2 separate regions of the Homo sapiens genome follow, and region 1 is linked to region 2. A link is an interaction called in ENCODE POLR2A ChIA-PET data of the cell type or tissue named here. Cell type or tissue: B cell. All regions are shown on one strand.

Region 1 (5,000 bases), 250 kb before region 2:
TTTTTTTTGGCCAGGTAACTAGTCTTAGACAATTGCCTTCTCAGTCATTTAATGAGCTTTCCTAAACTTTATCTTTCATTATCTGTGGCTGCACTAATCATTTGCTAAAAAGAATTGGAAGATTCACTCTTTATTACTGATCTGTATTTCATGAATATTTATGTATACTCCCTGTACTTTCACCCTTTTACCAAAGTAGCTGAATAATATAAAATTTAAATTTTTTAATGGAATTATTTTATGGCTCCCATATGAATAAAAGACCCCTTATTATGTAGAATAACAATGAATATATCAAGAAGTGGGATTGTTTTAAATGAAGCACCTTAAATTTGAATCCACATGCAAGGTAGGGCCTCAGTGTAGGATGGAATAGTTTGTAGGCATCTTGTATCTGTGTGTCTACTGTGGTGATGGAGACCATCAACACCTACTGATGGAGGCCGACCGTAGGCCTTTCATCCACTCTCTCTTTCACATGTTTGCTGAGTATATATATGCATGCTAGGCACCCATCTAAGTCTTGGCTTACAAAGGGACAAAGTCCTTGTCTTCAAGGAGTTAAGTGCAGTCAGAGAAAATAAACGATAAATAAATTAAAATGTGTGTGAAGTAATGGTAAGGGCCATGGAAAAAGAGAAAACAGAAGAAAGGAATGGAGAGTGGTGCGGCAGCTATTTTATATGAGGTGGGGCAGGTTTGGCTTGGCAGAGAATTGGATGGAATCAGAGAAGGAATATGAGAGAGGCAGGGAGAGCAAGGGAGGGGACATTTGAATGGCGGCTTGAACAAAGTAACAGAACAAAGAGTCCTGCAGAGAGCTGGGGAAGAGCATTCCAATGCGAAGACCCCAAGGTGAGAATCAGAGTTTGGAAAAACTGCCCAGGGTCAAGGTCTTTTAGGCTTTGGTGCAGCTTTGGATTTGGTTCTGTTTGGGTGGGAAGCTGCACTGGGGTTTGCAGAGAGGACTGACACAAATACCTTTAGTTTTTAAAGTTCCCCAAAGCGAGTGCCAGGAGGGTAGAACAGAGAGACTGGTAGACTGGAGAGGTGCTGTTGGTCTGGAGTGAAGTGCATGGGAGAGAAGGGGTGGATCTGAGGCATATTTTGAAGGCAAGTCTGTGGGGTTTGCTGCTGGAAAGAATGGGGAGTGAGAGACAAGAGCTTGAGGGATGAGTCTCAGATTGGGGGCTGGGTCAGCCCACTTAATGGTTGTCTAATACCCACTTACTCAGAAGGGCAGACTGCGGGAGGCACAGGAGGTAGTTTGTTTATTTGATTGGTTTCCTTTTGTTTTTCATGGGGAGAATGAAGAGCTTAGTTTTAGACGTGAGATTTGAAGTGCATGTTAGACATCCAGATGCAGATGTTCACCAGGTAGCTGGGTGCAGGAGTCTGGCATTTGGGGATAGAGCAGGGTGGAGACCAACATTTGGCAGCAACAGATGGATGACACTCAAAGCCAAGAGGGCGGATGGAGGGGAGGCTCCTAGACGGCCTGGCTACCCCTCCATCTTTAGTTCAGAAGCACAAGTAGAGTGAGCCAGAAAACTAAGAAGGAAGGGTCAGCAAGGGACAGGCAGCAGGGCTGTGTGATCTCCGCGCAGCTGGTGGACGGTGTGTTTCCCAGAAAGGCTGGTCAGCAGTGTCTGCTGTAGTGGACATGCAGGTAACAAGAGGACCTTTGGATCTGGCAGTATGGTAGGGACAAAAGCCAATTAGTGGAGGCTCAAAGATCAGGTTGGGGAGGAAGTGGAGATGGCAAGAGGAGACAGCTTCTGGTAGAGTATCCCCTCTATAAAGGAGAGTTGGTGGGGTTAGGGGCAAGGGAATGTAATCACAATATGGAGGAGAATTTAGCATGTCTTATGCTAAATGAGATGATCCAGAAAGACACAGTAGCTCCAGGGAATAATTATAGGAGCAGGTTCCTTCCAGAGGTGGGATTCAGTCCACGGAGGAGGACAGGCCTCAGAGAGGCACCCAGACAGCTCACCCCTGTAACACGTGGGACACATGGAGATGTTTTCTTCCGATTGCCTGAATTTCTGTTAATGAAATAAGGAGGGCAAGTGAAAAAATATGCAGTTTCTCCTACTCTACTCTACTCTCACAACACACTTCTGTCAGCAAATGTCTGGGTATCTCTCCCCAACAGCAAGTAAGCAGTTGCTTCTGCAGCAGATGCCACTGAAGGTCTGCTAATTTAATTCAGCTCTGACACTGTTGACCTGGAGACAGCATCAGTCCCATAGTTTGGGGACTCAGTCCTCAAGACTGCCCCTCCACCCCCACTTCAGATGCCAGTTGCACGTCCCAGGTTGTTTTAACCAGTAATTCTGGCTATAAACTGGGGTTCCCATGTTGCCTTCCTCAGGTTCAATTAATTTGCTAGAGCAGCACACAGAACTCAGGGAAACACATTTACTGTGTTTTGTAAGGGAAAATAAAAAATCTCAGGACCTCCTGCTAAACTGCTTATGCAAAAGGGTGGCTTAGGCCCAGAGGCTGAATCTTGCATCCCCCTTTTCCTAATGAACAGCTGTTACCACCATTATGCATCAGCCAGGTCCCCACGGAAAGGTAAAAGGCCGTGGGCATCTGAAAGGCTGCCCCCACAGATCATTCTTAAGTAAATCCTTTCCTGGCTTCCCAGAAACAAGGACAGACCAGTTGTAACTTTAGGTCAGTAATTGAGGTCTACCTTCTAATTCTCCACACTGATAGTGTGGATTACAAGCTTATCTTCCCAGGTGCAGAACAAGTCCAGACTCATTTCTTCCACCTACCCAGAGATGACTGCATAATTGTCTCTTCCGACATTCACTTTATCTGATGTAAAATGTAGATTTACTGGGCACTAACCAAAGTCTCACAGGCATGTAACCTTTTCGCCTTAACCGCCAACCTACCTTCCCCTACTTTAAGGAAATGTCTAAATACTAAACTTGAAAACCTCTTTGGAAAAACAGATGGCTCTGTGGCTTATGTTTTTTCCCTCGAAAAGCCCTAAAGTTGGCTTAATAAACTTCTGTGATTGAATGTCTACCTCAGTCACTCATTTTGGGTGTCACTATAAAGGATATTTTTAAGGATACAGATGTAGAGGTGTAGGTAGGGTGAGGTACAGGGGAAGGGGCACGGAGCTTCCATGCCTTCTCCAGGAACCTCCCCGTGTTCAGATATCTGGAAGCCCATCTGAACCCTGTCTTTTTGGGTTTTTATGGAAGCTTCATTGCATAGGCATGACTGGTTAAACCCTTGGCCATGGATAATCAACTTGACCTCAGCCCCTCTCCCCTTCTTGGAGGGTGGAGGGTGGGGTTGAAAGTCCCAACCCTCTAATCCTGCCTTGGTCTTTCTGGTGACCAACCCCATCCTGAAGCTGCCTAGGGGCTGCCAGCCACCAGTCACCTCATTTGCATACAAAAAGACACTTACATTTGAGGCTAAGCCAGGAAATGGGAAGATGACCAAATGTGTTTTATACGGTATCATAGAAGGTCATTCATCAACTGAGGCTACAGAAAGGGGAGGAGATATTAGAGGATGGAAAAGAAAGATATTAATAGACCCTTCAGAGAGGGGAAGGGAGCTCGCTTAGAAAATGGAGTTAAGTTGCCAGGAGGCACCAAGAGTCCACTTGAGGCCAGAGATCAGAAATGTAAAATGGCACTAGCTGCCCTGGGGCAGGTGTGAAGTAGGTGAGAGTTAGATTTAAGCAGACCTGAGATGTGGTGAAGGGAAAGTAGTAATAGTATTTGTGGGGGTTTTTTTCTTTTTTTTTTTGAGCCGGAGTTTCTCTCGTTTCCCAGGCTGGAGTGCAATGGCGCGACCTCGGCTCACTGCAACCTCTGCCTCCCGGTTTCAAGTGATTCTCCTGCCTCAGCCTCCCAAGTAGCTAGGATTAAAGGATGCACCACCATGCCAGCTAACTTTTTTGTATTTTTAGTAGAGACAGGGTTTCGCCATGTTGGTCAGGCTAGTCTTGAACTCCTGACCTCAGGTGATCTACCTGCCTCAGCCTCTCAAAGTGTTGGGATTACAGGCGTGAGCCACTGCACCCAGCTTGTTTTTTTCTCATAAAAAGTGTAGAAATCCTAAACACTGAGGAAAGTTTGTAACATTTTTTCCTATATACACCAATACTTAATGAAAATATATACATTAAAAAAATAAAAATCTGAATCATATTATACATATGCTTTATGACTGTGTTGTCTGCCCTGCTATCAGAGTTGTTTAAATTTCCCCTTGGTCCTTTTGGCAGTGACATCTGACTCTTGAGTTATAGCCACTGAGATCTCTCTAAGTGCTCTTGACTCTTGACTTGTGTCATTATGTTTTGTTGCCCCTAAGTCAAGGGTACAAGTAATTATACATGGAATTGGTGTGAAGTACTCACAGCAAAGACTGCAGGTGGGCTCTGGGAGGCCTGACTGGGTTGGGGACAGTGAATGCAGAGGTGGGGACGGGACCCAGCCCGTGGCAGGAGAGGGCGGCTGTGGTTTTGGAGGAATGAGTTTTCAGGGGGGTGGACGCTGTGAGAAATATGATAGGCAACCAGTGGGTGGTGGGGTGGGGGGGTTCTTACTGCTTGCCATTGCTTAGCAGGAGGGACAGTCTAGTGGAGATAAAATACCATCAGGCTTCACAGCACAGTTTTATTATTTTCTTCAACAGCATGTGGCCCAGGAGTGGGCTAGAGTCTGCATAGGAGAAATCTTAAGTTCTAGTTAAGTATACCTTATCCTAAGTGCTTGGGATCAGAGTGTTAGGGCATTCAGAATTTTTTGAGGTTTTGGAATATCTACATATACATAAATGAGATATCTTGGGAATGGGACTCAAGTCTAAATGCTAAATTTATGTTTCATATATACCTTATTTATGTTTCATATATATATAGCCCGAAGGTAATTTCATATAATATTTTTAATAATATGTGTGACCCATCACATGAGGTTGGATGTGGAATTTTTCACTTGTAGTGCTCAAGT
Region 2 (5,000 bases):
TCTTTAAATGTCTGGCAGAATTCTCCAGTCAATCTCAGAGCCTGGAGTTTTTTTTTTTTTCTTCAGATTTTAAACTATGAATTAAATCATTAAATAAGCTATTCAAATTACAAATGTCATACTGAGAATTTCCTAGGATACGTTTCCTAGGAATTTGCCCATTTCATCTGAGTTTTCAAATTTATGTATGTAGAGTTGTAGCTAGTATTCCCTAGTTATCCTTTCAATGTCTATTAAGTGACATCCCTTGTTTCATTCCCATTAATGGTGTTTTCTGTTTTGTCAGTCTTATTAGAGGTTTGTGGCTTTTATTATTTAAGGAGCCAGTAATTTGTTTCACTGATATTCTCTATTGCTTTTTGTTTTCAATACTGATTTCTGCGCTTCTTATTTCCTTCCTTCTGCTTGCTTTGGGCTTACTTGGCTCTTCATTTAAATTTCTTGAAGTACAAGCTCAAATTATTGAGATTTCTTTCTCCTCTACTGATATTAGAATTTTAGTGCCACAAAGTTTTTTCTCAGCACAACTTTAGCTGCATCTCACAAATTTTGACATTTTTATTCAGTTCAATATATTTTCAACAATTATTGAGACTCCCTCTTTGGCTCATGGCTTATTCAGAAGTGCGTTGCACTGTTTCCAAGTGTTAGGAGATTTTCCTGTTATTTTTCTGTCGCTGACTTCTAGTTTGACCCCATTGTGGTCTCTCAGTTTTATTCCAGTTCTTTTAAATGTGTTGAAGTTTGTTTTATGACCAGGATATAGTCTACCTTGGTATATGTTCAGTAGGCACTTGAAAAGAAGGTGTATTCTGCTACCGTTCTGTGAAGTGTCGTATAAATGCAAATTAGATCCTGTTGGTGGTTACTGAGTTCAATATCCTTGCTGATTTCCTGTCTAGTTACCCTATAAATTATTGAGAATGGTGCTTAACTCTCCAACTATAATTTTGGGTTACCTATTTCTCTTCTAAGGTCTACCAGTTTTTGCCTCACATTTTTTGCAGCTGTGTTACTTGTTGCATGCACCTTTATGATTGCTGGGGTCTTTTGGTTGGACTGATCCTTTTATTATAATGTCATGTTCCTCTCTGACCTTGGCAATTTTTTTTCTTTTTGCTCAGAAATTTATCTTATTTAATATTAATGTAGTCACTCCTGCTTTCCTCTGATTTTTGCATAGTATATATTTTTTTATCCTTTTACTTTCAACCCACATATATTGTTTTCACTGAAGTTTCTCATAGCATATAGTTGGGCCATTTAAAAATATACTCTGCCAATCTCTTAATTGGTGCTGAGACCATTTACATTTAATGCAATTATTGTTATGTTAAAGTTTAAATCTGCCGTTTTACTTTGTTTTATATTTTCATTTTCTCTTCCCTGCCTTCCTGCAGGTTGTACTTTTTTGGCATTCTATTTTATTTGTGCATTTGAGTACATTTCTTTGTATAGCTTTTTTTGCTGGTTGCTCTAGGTATTACATTAAACTTACCAAAAATCTACTAGTGTCAACTTTTGCCCATTTGGGTGAAGGATAGAAATGTTACCTCCCTTTACCTTCTGATATGTATAATATAGTTGACTATTTCCTCTACATAGACAGTCACATGAGAATGTTACAATTTTTGCTTCAAACTTCAAACATAATTTAGAAAACTTACAAGGAAAAGGAAAGCCTATTGCATTTATTGATATTTTCATTCTATGTTCTTTCTTCCTGCTTGATGCCACAAGATTCCTTTGTTTCCTGTTAACTGTCGTTAGAGGTCTGCTCATTTACATTTCTCATAATTTTCCTTCATCTGAGAATGTCTTGATTTCCACTTCATTCTTGAAGGACATTTTTGCTGGATATAGAATTCTGAATTAACAGTTTTCTTTCAGCATTTGTGTCACTTATTTCTGGCCTCGGTGGTTTCCACTGAGAAACCTGCTACCACTCTAATTGCTTTGGCCCTAGGGGTAAGGTGTCATTCTGCTCTGGCAGCCTCAGGGACCATGTCTTTGCCTTTAATTTTCAGTTTAACCATGATAAATCTTGGCATGTATTTCTTTGGGCTTATCTTCTTTGGTGGTTACTCAGCATTTTGATTTTTTTTTTTTTGGTCAAATTTGGGAAATTGTCAGCCCTTCTTCCTTAAATTTTCTTCAACTCCATCCTCTTTCTTCTTTCTATGACCCCAATGACATGACAGATGCTTTGTTCCACATATCTCCAAGGCTCTGTTCATTTTTGTCAGTCTGTTTTCTATTTGTTATTTAGACCGGGTAATTTTGATTGTTCTATCTTCTGTTCTCTCCACTCTGCTGTTGAACTTATCCACAGAGCTTTTTATCTGTTACTTTTTCAGTTCTAAAATTTCCATTTAGTTCTTCGTATCTTCTCTTTGCTGCAGTTTTCTATTCATGTTTCAACCATGTTTGTAATTGCTAATTGAAGCATTTTTACAATGGCTGTTTTAAAACAATTTGTCTGATAATTCTAATGTCTGTGTGATCTTGGTGCTGGTATCTGTTCATTATCTTTTCTAATTTACCTTGAGATCTTCTTGGTTTCTGGTGTGGTGAATAATTTTTGATTTAAACCTCATCAGTTCTGAGTGCTGTAAGACTCTGGGTCTGATTTAAATCTTGAATTTTAGCAGGCCTACTCTGACTGCTCCAGGGAGTGAAGTGGGGAACCTGCCTTTTTACTGCCAGGTAGCAGGTGGAAACCCAGGTTTCCCTCCAGGCCTCCACTGGTAACACTCAGGCTGTCAGGGGTGGGGAGCTTGTTACTGCTCCCCATGTGGCCTTCACTGAGGTTGCCTTATTATTGCTGATTATTGAAAGTGCTGAAAGCCCTGACTCTCCACTAGGCAGTTGATGCCATGGGGTTGGGGTCATTACTACCCAGTGGAGATGCAAATCTCAGCTCAGGCCTTCTAGTCCCAAGCCCCTACAGGCCTTTGCTGACAGCACCAGAGCAAAGAGTGGGGGTAGGGGCAGGTTGAGGCATCTTCTTAACGTTAGGTGAGGGTGGAGCTCCAGGTCCCACTTGGTCTTTGCTGGAAGGGATGGGGAGGGGCTGTAGTGTTTTTCATGTGGTGTTTGGCTACAGTAGAGCCATTTCTGTTTAAAAGTTTTCCTTTTTACTAGGTTGCCCTTTCCCTGGTATGCTGGCAGCAGTGAATAGGTTTCTGTTGGGGTTTTTGACTGTGTCTGTTGGCACTCTTTGGTTAGTAACTTATCCAGCTCCAAGGCTGGCATATAGAAGGCAAAAAGAAAACCCAGGGAACTCACTACTTGTATTAGTTTGCTAGGAGAGCCGTGACAAAATACCAGAGACTGGGTGGCTTAAACAACAGAAATTCATTTTTCTCACAGTTCTGGATGCTAGAAGTCCAAGATCAATAGGTGTAGACAGGTTTGGTTTCTCCAAAGGCCTCTCTCGTGGGCTGAGATGGCTGCTTTCTTGCTGTGTTCTCACGTGGCCTTCTCTCTGTGTATGCATATCTCTGTTGTCTAAATTTTCTCTTCTTACAAGGACACCATTCAGACTGGATTAGGGCTCACCCTAAAGACCTTATTCTACCATAATCACCTTCAGAGGCCTAATCTCTATAGTTACCTTCTGAGGTCCTATGGGTTAAGACTTCAACATAAATTTTAAGGCAACACGGTTTAGCCCATATCACCACTGCATTCTTCCTCAGGTCCTGAGGTCCCTGGCTGGTCTACCTTTTTCTATCTACTTTCAGCATATTATGCTTGTTTTACATATAATGTCCAGAATTTTAAATTGTACTTAGTAGGAAGATGAGGGAAAGTATGTCTACTCCATTTTGTAAAAACGGTAGAGTCTCTTCCTTGCATTTTCCTTTATCTTCATTTCTTTAAAAACTGACCTCCCCTCATTAGTACATGGTAGAGCCATCTACACTGACTCTTACATCCTGGAATTCTGTACCACATCACATTAGTTTTACTTCAAGTAAAATGTATATGAAATACAGAAACTTAAAATTCAGCAGCACCAAAATAGCAGGACTTTTTAAAAACATTGATGTTTTTGATAATAATATCTTTACTTTTTTCCTTCCCACAGTACAGTTTTAGGTAAAAGTGACTCTTGTTCTCCAAAGTGGCCAAGGTACAAGCAGGACACAATCAGGGCTTTTTAATACAGAGAAAACATGCGGGTTAATCATGGTGATTAGAACCAAGTCTTGCTGCTGTCTCTGAAGCTCAGTGCGTCACACCCCAGATACTATGGTATCAGTTCTCTGGGTAATATAACCTTTCAACTCCCTATCAAAGGTAACAACCAACCACTGAGAATATCTGGATAAAGTCAACAAACCACTTTAAACAGATGAACTGAAACATTAAAACTCACAACTCTTCTGCCCTAGCAAACTGCTGAGGATTTTCTAGATTTCCCAGTCTTAAGAGACCAAACTGTAGCTCAGTTATCACCAGACCAGCATTTCACTCAACACACCTTTCAGACTGAGAACAAGGTCAAGCTCATACATAACTAAGAACCATGAACCAGAATGGTGGCCCATGCAGCACCAGAGTTGTGATCAGAGATGCCGTCAGGGATGGAGCAGAGGCAATGCCACAAGAGTCACAAGAGTCCACCTGGGCCAGTGGGCTGCGCTCAGTATCTAAGAGGGTGTAGTGGAAATCCAGTGTGTTCACTCTCTAATCTGCACCTTGCTTAAGCCCACTATGACTGTCACTGAAGTTAATAAGAGCAGCTGTACCAGTGTTGTCCCTGTAAGCAATAGCAGTGATGCCTCAATCGGGAGCCAATCCTGAGATGCAGGAGCACCACTGTGTTAGTTGGTTCAGGGTACTAGAACAAAATACTTCAGATTGGGTAATTTATAAATAGAAATTTACTGCCGGTAGTTTTGGAAGCTGGGAAGTCCAGGATCTAGGTGCCGGCAGATTTAGTGTCTGGTGAGGGGCTGTTCTTCATAGATGGCACCTTCTTGCTGTGTCCT

The links. ChIA-PET counts read pairs that join two places held together with the same protein. Peaks named below come from ENCODE experiments on the same cell type or tissue, not always from the same donor. Only the 100,000 strongest peaks of a DNase experiment are listed, where the experiment ranks them.
Region 1: POLR2A ChIA-PET joins it to region 2 with 6 read pairs; 3 of 35 experiments call an interaction of 5 or more read pairs at or near these places.

The regions. Positions count from the first base shown.
Region 1 is chr2:105,838,316-105,843,315 of GRCh38, forward strand. All of the region lies in intron 2 of NCK2 (NCK adaptor protein 2), which reads left to right. Among named protein-coding and RNA genes, the nearest start is that of NCK2, 96 kb to the left of the region's middle. In B cell, no CTCF peak of the experiment used is centred here; no DNase peak of the experiment used is centred here; H3K27ac peaks cover 868 bases.
Region 2 is chr2:106,086,862-106,091,861 of GRCh38, forward strand. No RefSeq gene overlaps it. Among named protein-coding and RNA genes, the nearest start is that of ECRG4, 24 kb to the left of the region's middle. In B cell, no CTCF peak of the experiment used is centred here; no DNase peak of the experiment used is centred here.